Linked DNA regions of Homo sapiens: region 2 is linked to region 1. A link is an interaction called in ENCODE POLR2A ChIA-PET data of the cell type or tissue named here. Cell type or tissue: K562. All regions are shown on one strand. Each heading gives the region's core, and the rest is flanking DNA. Links, peaks and the distances in the headings are about the cores only. Region 1 overlaps TMPRSS9 (transmembrane serine protease 9). Region 2 holds the start of ABHD17A (abhydrolase domain containing 17A, depalmitoylase).

What was found. Peaks named below come from ENCODE experiments on the same cell type or tissue, not always from the same donor. Only the 100,000 strongest peaks of a DNase experiment are listed, where the experiment ranks them.
Region 2: POLR2A ChIA-PET joins it to region 1 with 9 read pairs; 2 of 35 experiments call an interaction of 5 or more read pairs at or near these places.

What each region holds. Positions count from the first base shown.
Region 1 is chr19:2,373,194-2,378,556 of GRCh38, reverse strand. All of the region lies in intron 1 of TMPRSS9 (transmembrane serine protease 9), which reads right to left. Among named protein-coding and RNA genes, the nearest start is that of TMPRSS9, 16 kb to the right of the region's middle. RefSeq lists an enhancer at 1,605-2,117. In K562, for the core only: no CTCF peak of the experiment used is centred there; a DNase peak (open chromatin) is centred at 3,116.
Region 2 is chr19:1,882,440-1,887,802 of GRCh38, reverse strand. It overlaps ABHD17A (abhydrolase domain containing 17A, depalmitoylase), which reads left to right and starts at 2,307. Exons shown (of 5, transcript NM_001130111.2): 1 at 2,307-2,451. RefSeq lists enhancers at 1-223, 224-728 and a silencer at 2,895-3,042. In K562, for the core only: no CTCF peak of the experiment used is centred there; a DNase peak (open chromatin) is centred at 2,252; H3K4me3 peaks cover 1,879 bases.

The DNA.
Region 1 (5,363 bases), core at 190-5,189:
TAGTAGAGATGGGGTTTCACCATATTGGCCAGGCTGGTCTTGAACTCCTGGGCTTGTGATCCACTCACCTTGGCCTCCCAAAGTGCTGGGATTACAGGCATGAGCCACTGCACCCAGCCTTGGGTATGCTTTCATTAGCAGCATGAGAACAGACTGACACAGTGTCCCGTCAACACTTACAGGGACCAATGGTCCCAGTTTGCCCAGGACTGTCCCTGTTCAGCACTGAAAGTCTCATGTCTCAGGAAACCACTCAATTCCAATCAAACCAGGACAGTTGTCACCCTATAAGTAATGCCTAAACACAGTTGTCTGAGTCTATTTTTGTCCTGCTGTAAAGAAATACCTGAGACTGGGTGATTTATAAGGAAAAGGGGGGTCAGGTGTGGCAGCTCATGCCTGTCATTCCAACACTTTGGGAAACCAAGGCAAGAGAATTGCTTGAGGCCAGGAGTTTGAGACCAGCCTGGGCAACATAGTGAGACCCCATCTCTACGAAATGTAAAATTTAAAAATTGACCTTTCATGGTGGTGCATGCCAGTAGTCTCAGCTACTCAGGAGGCTGAGGTGGGAGGGTTCATCACTCGAGCCCAGGAGATCGAAGCTGCAGTGAGCTATGACTGTGCCAGCCTGGGTGGCAGAGGGAGACCCTGTCTCTGCAAAAAAATTGTAAAAATTAGCCAGGCATAGTGGCACATATCTGTAGTCCCAGCCACTCAGGAGGCTGAGGCAGGAGGATCACTTGAGCCTGGAAGGTCGAGGCTGCAGTGAGTTATGATCACACCACTGCACTCCAGCCTGGGTGACAGTGAGACCTTGTCTCAGAAAAAAATAAAGAGAGAGAGAGAGAAGGAAGGAAGGAAGGAAAGAAGGAAGGAAGGGAGAGAGGGAGGGGGAGGGGAGAGGGGAGGGGAGAGGGGAGGGCAGGGGGGTAGGGGAAGGGGTAGGGGTAGGGGAGGGGGAGGAGAGGGGAGAGAGGGGAGAGGAGAGGGGAGAGAGGGGAGAGGGGAGGGGAGAGGGGAGAGGGGAAGGGAAGGTGAGGGGAGGGGGAAGGGGAGAGGGGTGGGGGGGAGAGAGGAGAGGGGAGAGGGGAGAGGGGAGGGGAGAAGGAAAGAAAGGAAGACCAGGTGTGGTGGCTCATGCCTGTAATACCAGCACTTTGGGAGGCTGAGGCAGAAGGACTGCTTGAGCCCATGATGTTGAGACCAGCCTGGGCAACACAGTGAGACCCCATCTCAAATACATACATACATACATACATATATACATACATACATACATACATACATACATACATACATACATACATACAGTAAAAAAAGAAAGAAAGTACGAGGAACTGACATATGCAGGACTGAAATGTGAGCCGTCACAGCCGGTGGCCATTAACAATAGAGCCAAGAGCCCCAGGGACAGCAACTGTGGGACACACCTGAACTGTCTCCAAGCAGAAATGACCAGCATGCGGATAGCCAGGAGTGGGGATCTGTGAACAGAAAGGGACTCAGGAGAAGCCAGCGTGAGGGAGCCGCCCACCCGTGGCCACTCCAGTTTCTCGGGTTCTGGGCACACTGGGCCAGACACGCGCTGGTGTGCCTCTGCCCCGGCGCGACCCTGCCTGGCCTTCCTTGGAGGCCAGAGAAATTGCATCCTGGCAGCTGGCAGGCCGGGTGGAGAGCAGGCAGAAATCAGGCGGCAGAATCTTCCTTTGAACCAAGCAAAGGTCAGAAAGAGCCTTGACTCCTTGGTACAGAGAATCTGACAGTGTCTCTGGGTACGTTCCTAGAAATGCATCTTGGGGCTGGACACAGCGACTCATGCCTGTAATCCCAGCACTTTGGGAGGCCAAGGAGAGCGGATCATTTGAGGTCAGTTTGAGATCAGCCTGGCCAACATGGTGAAACCCCATCTCTACTAAAAATACAAAAATTAGCCGGGCGTGGGGGCACATGCCTGTAATCCCAGCTACTCGAGAGGCTGAGGCAGAAGAATCGCTTGAACCTGGGAGGCAGAGGTTGCAGTGAGCCAAGGTCGTGCCACTGCACTTCAGCCTGGGCAACAGAACAAGACTCTATCTCAAAAAGAAAAAAAAAAGAAATGACATCTCAGGTCGGTCCTGTGGCCACAGAATAATAACTCTGACATCCAGGTCCTAATCCCCAGAATCTGTAAATGTGGTGCCTTCCATGGCCAAAGCGACTCTGCAAGTGGGACTGAGTGAAGGGCATGGAGATGGGAGATAATCCTGATGATCTGGCGGGCCTCATATCCCCACAGTGTTCTCATGAGAGGAGGTGGGAGGGTGAGGGTCAGGGAGACTGGAAGAGGCTGTGCTGCGCTGTGGCTGTGAAGGGAGAGGAAGGGGCCCCGAGCAAGGGATGTGGGTGCCTCTAGACGCTGGGAAAGGCGGGAACACATTCTCGCCTGGAGCCCCCAGGAGGGACCAGCCCTGCCCACACCTTGACTTTGGCCCAGGGAGGCCCATCTTGTTCCAGCAGCACCAGGAAGCCAACACACGCTCCCTGGGGACAATGCTACTCGATGCTGACTTCGGAGAGAGCCGAATGGTTTACTGGGCATCTGGCATCTTTACAGGAGGAACACCCTGCAAATGGGAGCTGCCCAACTCATAATATCCAGATCCTCACTCATCCTGAGACTTCCAGGAGTCCCAGCAAGGCAATGAAATTCTCCAGGCCTCAGTTTCCCCAGGTCGTTGATCTGCTTTGTCCCTTCAGTTGTAATTTTCTAGGGTATGTGTTTTTTGTCTGCCCAGCATCCCTTTCTTCAATGAAGGTCCACCTCATCCCTGCTGTCCTGGTGGGGTGGTCGATCATGGTGCTAGCCACCAGGTCTGCCAATCACAGTGTTTACTCCCTCTCCCCATCAGTGATGATTGGTCCATACTGAACACAAGCCTGCCAATCACAGCTTCCACCCTTCCATCTCCAGCCAGTGATTGGTCCACACTGGACCCTGGCCTGCCAATCACAGTTCCCACCCCTCCATCCCCATCAGTGATTGGTCCACACTGGACCCTGGCCTGCCAATCACAGTTCCCACCCCTCCATCCCCCATCAGTGATTGGTCCGCACTGGACCCTGACCTGGCAATCACAGTGCCTACCCCTCCATCCCCATCAGTGATTGGTCCACACTAGACCCTGACCTAGCAATCACAGGGCCCACCCCTCCATCCCCATCAGTGATGGACCCAAGAGGTTGCATATGACCCAAGCAGGACACCAAGTTCTTTTGGATCCTTGAGTTTCAACTTTATAAAACTGTCACTTTTTAAGACCAAAGTCTATAGAACAAGATCAGTTTCTTATGGTTCAACTCACAGAAGCAGGGACGGAGACGCCTTCTTCCCAGTGGGGCTCCTAAACTGCCACGTGTAGACGTGGGGCCATTGGCCTCCATCTTGGTGGCCAACAGAAGGAAAGGATGAGGTCAGTGCCGTGGAGGAAGAGACCAAAAGGGGATAGAGTTGGAGGCAGGAGTCTCCACCAGGGAAGGACCTCAGCAGACACCAGAGTGAGTCAGGCGCAGCCCCGCCCAGCACCAGCTCCTCCACGGGACCTGTTTCGTCGTGGAGCCAAGTTCTGTGCCCCCTGGTGCCAGGATATGTAGTTTGTGAACAAACCGAAGCGGAGAGCAGGAACTTCTACAGGGATGGTCCCTAAAGGAAACGCTCTTCCCCTCCTTTGCTGCTGTCTGGAGAAGAACACAATACAATCAACACAACATCAGGCTTATCCACCGTATGCACTCGGCGCCCACCTCACCAAGGCCACAGAGGCTCGTGGGTAAGGGGCCAGAGCCAGCCGGTGGTCAGAGGAGAAACCTTCCTCCAAGAACCTCTTCCAAGCCTGGTTAGGGGCTCCCCAGAGACAACCAGAGCAACGCAGAGGCCTCCAACAGGGTCTCAAACAAAGACCCTGTTTTTGAGGGGTGTTTTTGTTTTCTTTTTTTTCTTTTTTTGAGACGGAGTCTCGCTCTGTCTCCAGGCTGGAGTGCAGTGGCGCGATCTCGGCTCACTGCAACCTCCGCCTCCCAGGTTCAAGCAATCCTCTAGCCTCAGTCTCCCAAGTAGCTGGGACTACAGGCGCCCACCACCACACCCAGCTAATTTTTGTATTTTTTAGTAGAGACGGGGTTTCACCATATTGGTCAGGGTGGTCTCGAACTCCTGACCTCAGGTGATCCACCGGCCTCGGCCTCCCAAAGTGCGGGGATTACAGGCGTGAGCCACCGCGCCCTACCTCTTTAAAAAAAAAAAAAAAAAAAAAAAAAAAAAAAAAAAAAGATTGTTGAGAGAAATCAGCATGAAATTAATGGACAGGCAGGACTTTGAGCCTCTCCTTGTCACCGTGAATACAAGAAAAAGGAATCTTTGGTGCTGATGTAATAGCTTGAAAAGCAGTGAAGCCGCGGAGGGGTCAGAGCTCTGTAGCTCGGGAAAATGTTATAAAGCACTGCCCAGATTTGCCCAATGTACAGAAACTTCTAGACTCCTCTCAACTCCTCAAGGATAGACACGAGCCTTCTTTACCTCTCTGCCTTGCTCAGATCTCCCTGTAAAGCACTTTGCAAATAGTTGGTACAGACAAAAGCATTTGTTGCTTCAGTGAAAAGCTGACAAGTTTCCTAAAGAATAAATCAGCATGGTGTGTATTAGTTTCGCAAAAAGTTGGCTGAAAACCTCCAAGCTGCAACCTCCCTAGGCCACGTGTACGGCAAAGAAAGCAAAAGTTGGCCGGGCACTGTGGCTCATGCCTGTAATCCCAGCGCCTTAAGAGGCTGAGGCGGGTGGATCGCTTGAGGCCAGGAGTTCGAGACCAGCCTGGCCAACATGGCGAAACCCCGTCTCTACTAAAAATACGAATATTAGCTGGGCATGGTGGTGCATGCCTGTAATCCCAGCACTTTGGGAGGCCGAGGTGGGTGGATCACCTGAGGTCAGGAGTTCGAGACCACCCTGGCCAACACGGCGAAACCCCGTCTCTACTAAAAATGCAAAAATTAGCTGGGCATGGTGGTACACGCCTGTAATCCCAGCACTTTGGGAGGCCAAAGTGGGAGGATCCCTTGAGGCCAGGCGTTTGAGACCAGCCTGGCCAACATCACAAAACCCTATCTCTACTAAAAATACAAAAAATTAGCCAAGTGTGGTGGCGTGCCTGTAATCCCAGCTACTTGGGAGGCTGAGGCATGAGAATCACTTGAACCCGGGAGGCAGAGGTTGAAGTGAGCCCAGATTGCTCCATTGCACTCCGGCCTGGGCGACAGAGTGAGACTGTGTCTCAAAAATCAATAAATATATAAAAATAAAAAAAGAAAGCAAAAGCTGAAGGCTGGAT
Region 2 (5,363 bases), core at 108-5,107, 490 kb after region 1:
CTTGAATCTGAGAGGTGGAGGTTGCAGTGAGCCGAGATCGCGCCACTGCACTCCAACATGGGTGACAGAATAAGACTCTGTCTCAAAACAACAACAACCAAAAAAAAAAAGAGGAAAGAAAATGAGGCAAAGAAACCCTGGGCTATCTCTAAGTCTCTAGTCTTTTGAGCCTGATTCCTTCCCTGGCAGCTGTGTCCTGAATTTGAGGAATGAGCCCCTGGGGGCAGGATTGGCCCAGGAGCCTCAGGCTTATCTCAGAACAGTGGAGCTAAGATGAGAGTCCCTGGGACGGAGCGGGGGCTGCGGTTGCCTGCAGGCTGGAGGAGCATTTTGAGCTGGAAAAGGCACGAAAGCTGGGGGGAAGGCACATATGAGAGAAGGCCTGAAAAGCAAGGCTTCCCACCAATTCACACTCACACTTCCAGGCTGGGCCCCTTTGGTGTCTGCAGCCCTTTCTGCCCCTGTCCCTGTCACTTCCTTAGAAAGGCCTGCCCTGACCACGCTCTGAGATTCTCCAGTAACCTTCTTCCATTTTCTTTTCTTTACTTTTTTTTTTTTTGAGGCAGAGTCTTGCTCTGTCGCCCAGGCTGGAGTGCAGTGGCGTGGAGTAGCTGAGATTACAGGTGCGCGCCACAACAGCCGGCTAATTTTTGTATTTTTAGTAGAGATGGGGTTTCACCATGTTGGCCAGGGTGGCCTAATTTTTGTATTTTTAGTAGAGACAGGATTTCACCATGTTGGCCAGGCTGAACTCCTAACTTCAGGTGATCTGCCTGCCTCGTTCTCCCAAAGTGCTGAGATTACAGGCGTGAGCCACTAGGCCCTGCCATAATGCAATTTTTTTTTTTTTTGAGACGGAGTCTCGCTCTGTCGCCCAGTCTGGAGTGCAGTGGCGCGGTCTCAGCTCACTGCAAGCTCTGCCTCCTGGGTTCACGCCGTTCTCCTGCCTCAGCCTCCCGAGTAGCTGGGACTACAGGCGCCCGCCACCACGCCCGGCTATCTTTTTGTATTTTTAGTAGAGATGAGGTTTCACCGTGTTAGCCAGGATGGTCTTGATCTCCTAACCTCATGATCTGCCCGACTCGGCCTCCCAAAGTGCTGGGATTATAGGCGTGAGCCACCGCGCCCAGCCCATAATGAAATTTTTTTAAGAGACAGGATCTTGCTCTCTCGCCCAGGCTGGAATGCAGTGGAGTGATCATAGTTTTATTTATTTATTTATTTATTTATTTATTTATTTATTTATTTATCTGAGACAGTCTTCTTGCTCTGTCACTTGGGCTGGAGCACAGTGGCCCGATCTTGGCTCACTGCAACCTTCGCCTCCCGGGTTCAAGCGATTCTCCTGCCTCAGCCTCCGGAGTAGCTGGGACTACAGGCGCGTGCCACCATGCCCGGCTAATATTTGTATTTTTAGTAGAGACAGGGTTTCACCACGTTGGTCAGGCTTGGTCTCAAACTCCTGACTTCAGGTGATCTACCTGTTTCAGTCTCCCAAAGTGCTGGGATTACAGGCATGAGCCACCGTGCCCGGCCTAATGTAATATTTTAAAAACTAATGCAAAAGAATTTCTGATGAGCAATATATAAAGACTTTAAATAAGCTGGTCATGGTGGCTTGTGCCTATAGTCCTAGCTACTCAGGAGGCTGAAGTAGGAGGTTCACTTGATCCTGGGAGGTCGAGGCTGCAGTGAGCTATGATGGCACCAGCCTGGGTGACAGAGTAGACTCTATGTTAAAAAAAAGAGGCCAGGTGCGGTGGCTGATGCCTGTAATCCCAACACTTTGGGAGGCTGAGGCAGGAGGATTCTGGGGTCAGGAGTTCGAGGCCACACTGGCCAACATGGGGAAACCCCGTCTCTACTGAAAACACAAAAATTAGCTGGGCATGGTGGTGGGCGCCGGTAATCCCAGCTACTCAGGAGGCTGAGGCAGGAGAATCGCTTGATCCCAGGAGGCAGAAGTTGCAGTGAGCTGAGATCGCGCCATTGTACTCCAGCCTGGGCGACAGAGCGCGACTCCATCTCATAAAGAAAAATATTTTAAAACATTTCTAAATGTTGATGTCTGAGTTTTTTTTGGCGTCCCTGTAAATTTTGTTTTCCAGGCGAGAACTTTACTGGCCTCAACCTATTCCGGGTCCCCAAGTGAATGAAACCTAAGTTTGGCCCCGCCCACAGAGCAGCAGGCCACGCCCCTCGACATATCAGCCCCGCCCCCAGGACGCTAGTCGCGCGGTCGCTCTGTGCCTGCAGACCCCCGCCCCGCGCGCTCCTCGCGTCACTTCCGGGGCGGTGGTGAGAACGAGGCTCACTTCCGTCCGTGGGGGGAGCTGCGGCGGTGGCGGTGCAGGAGGCCGGGCAGGGGTGCGGAGGGACCGACGGACGCACGGGCGGGCGGCCGGGAGCCATGGAGCGCGGCCCTGGGGCCCGGGGGCGCGGGCCGGGGTGGTGAGTGCCGGGCAGGGGCGGGGGCGGGCGCGGCCGCGCGGGGTCCCGGGCCGGGCCTCGAGGGCCTGACAGCCCGGTTGGACGTCCCCGAGACCCCTGCAGTCCCAGGGCTTCCGCGGGTCCTGCCCGAGGAGCCCAGAGCAGGGGCGCGGACCGCGGATGAGCGTCTGTGATTGGGAAAGCCCTGTCCCCATCCATTCAGCCCTCCGGCGTGGGTTGCGCTCCCACCCTCCTGCGGACGCGGCCCTTGCCTTCGGGGAGCACCCGTCCGAGCCGCGGATTCCGCTCTTTTGCCCCGAAACTGCCCCCAGTCCGACAAACGCTTCGGCCTCTCGCCCCCCAAGGCAGCTCCCAGGGGCCCTCCCGAGCCCTGCTTCCCAACCAGCTCCCAGTCGCTGTTTCCCTTGTCAGGCTTCTTCCTGCCACCCTGACTCCTGGGCGGGCTTCCCGGCCTCCGCTCGCGTCCGTTCTCCGGGATGCAGCCCTTCTCCTATGTTGTCCATCGCTTGCTCGGGACTTCTTCGCGGCCCCGCCATTTCTCCCAGGATGAAGTGCAAACTCTCGGGGGCGCGACCTCACCCGTCCCAGGCTCTCTCTTAGGACCCTTCTGCTCACTTCTTCCTCCCAGGGTCTGCTCTAGCCAGGAGCCTGCTCTGTCACCTCGGATTTTGCTCCTGCTTGTCCCTCTGTCCCATCCCCCTGTCACCTGGCCCGTTTGTCTGCCCTCTGATATGGCCGCGCCTCCCCCCAGGCGGGTTTCCCACCCTGACTGGTTGAGTGAGGTGCAGTCACCGTCTCCCATATGTAGGTCATCTTCCAGTATTTTGGCTGCTCGGTTGCTTGCTGGTCCTCAGAACACCTCTAGCTTGCAGAGGGTTGCCCAGTTAAGTGCGTGGGAACGGAATTGGTGGGATTCAGGGTGTCAAGGGTGTGTGCCCAGTGAGTGAGGCGTCTGGGTTTGCACTCCCCAGTCCACGCCCATTAGTGACACTAGGGAGGTTCCAGGTACCTGTGGCTGGAGAGGAGAGGAGACTAGACTTTCCCTTCCCTGTCAAAGCTGGCGGACCTTGGGGATTCTTTTCCTCCTGTGCTTCCTCCTTAATTCTGTGCTGCCTACCACCTGCCCATTCCTTTAGTGAGTGGCAGGTCATGGTCCTGCTCTCATAGAGTTTCTGGTTTGGAGGTGGGGGGAGATCTGGCCAAACGTGTGAAAAATACAAGCTGTGGAAAGAGCGTGTAAGGGGTCCTGTCCCAGCTTTGAGGACTCTGAGAGCGTTGGCAGTGAGGTGCAAAGGGTGGTTGGGTTGGGCAAGGCTGTCTAGTGAGGTTGGGGAAGGGAGTTCCTGGCAGAGGAGCAGAGGCAGGAAGGGGCAATTTGGCTTGTCTTGAGGGAGCCAGGAGTGGCAGGGTGTGAGATGAGTGAGTCTGGAGAGGTCGGCCTGAGCCGGAATGCGGACCTGGCAGGCTGTGGGGAGGGCTTTGATCTCTATCCAGGGAATAATGGGAGGCCCCCAGGACACCCCAAGAGGGAAGCGGCTCCATTGCATTTGTGTCGTGAAAGATTGTTTGGCTGCTGGGGGAGAATGTCCTGGAGCAGGTGATCAGCAAGGAGGGAGGCTGTTGCTGTGGCTCTGGTGAAAGGTGATGGAGGCAGGGACCGGGCGGTGGCTGATGGGAGACAGGCAGAGCCACCGGGCTGGTGATGGACCGGCTCAGATCCAGTGGGTGGAAGGAGGTGTCAAGGATAACATCTTTGTTTCTGGCCTGGATAGTGGGGCCCTGGCCACCTCGGTGTGCCCCTTCGTCTCCGGGGTCTCCAGGGGCCTGCTGCTGTCCACTGGGCTCTCAGGACCCAGCTGCATGATGCCACCTAAACTGCAGGGCCCTCCAAGTCCCCAGCACCAGCGGGGCAGCACCGGTAGGGCCTGGACCTCTTTGAGAATATGTTGAAAAGCTGACATCAACCTCGACGCTGTGGATGTTGGGCCTGATCATTCTTTGGGGTGGGTCTGTCCTGGGCACTGCAGGGTGCTAAGCAGCCTCCACCCAGTCCCCAGTGGTGACACCCAAAACTGTGTCCAGACATTGACAGGTGTCTCCAGGAGGGAGACTCGCCTCCATCTGAGAAGCAGAACCAGCCTGACAGTCCACCTCCCGGCTGAAAAGTGCTTGCATGTGCGATTTGCCTTCCGCCTGGGAGTCTGGGGGCACTGGGATGCCATCCTTGCCCCACCCTGGCTTTCAGAGCTCTCTCCTCTCCTCCTCGTGTGCCCATGAGTCCGGCTCACAGGAACGTGGGTCTCACATCAGGTCCTGAGGGAGCAGGTGTGTTTCTGGGCCTGAGGCTGCTCCTTGGTAGTGAGGGTGTCCCCACGAGCCGTGTCTGTGGCGCCTGCAGCTGCCTGCATGTCCATCTGTGTCCACATCTGCCTTTGAGCCTCATCTTCCTGGCCCCACGGTTTTCTCATGCTGTGACCCAAAAGCCAAGCATTCCAGGGTGTTCTGCTGAAATTGAGTTGTGAGCGTGTCTCTCTCCTCGCTCCAGTCTGAAGGAGAAGCGTGGTCGGTAGATAGACGTCTCAGACCTTCGTGTTTTCTTCACGTCTGTCTGTTGGCAGGTCCTTACACTATTGTGGTTGCTTTAGCAACTTAGCTGTTGTCGACTTAATGTGTTTCATGACGTTCTGCAGCAAGGAAGAAGGTCCGAGTTTCCACTCTCAATCAGGCACCTTCGTTCCCCTCCCCCCTCACTTGACTTCCTGTGGGGTGTGTGGTGTCTGCACTTATAGATGAGAATGCTGAGGCCTCAGGAGGGCAAGGGACTCGCCCACGGTCACGGAACCCTAAGTCAGGGGTGGAGAAGGACCCCCTGACGCCAGCCCACCTCCCCTGCCCCTCAGCAGGCCTGGCTC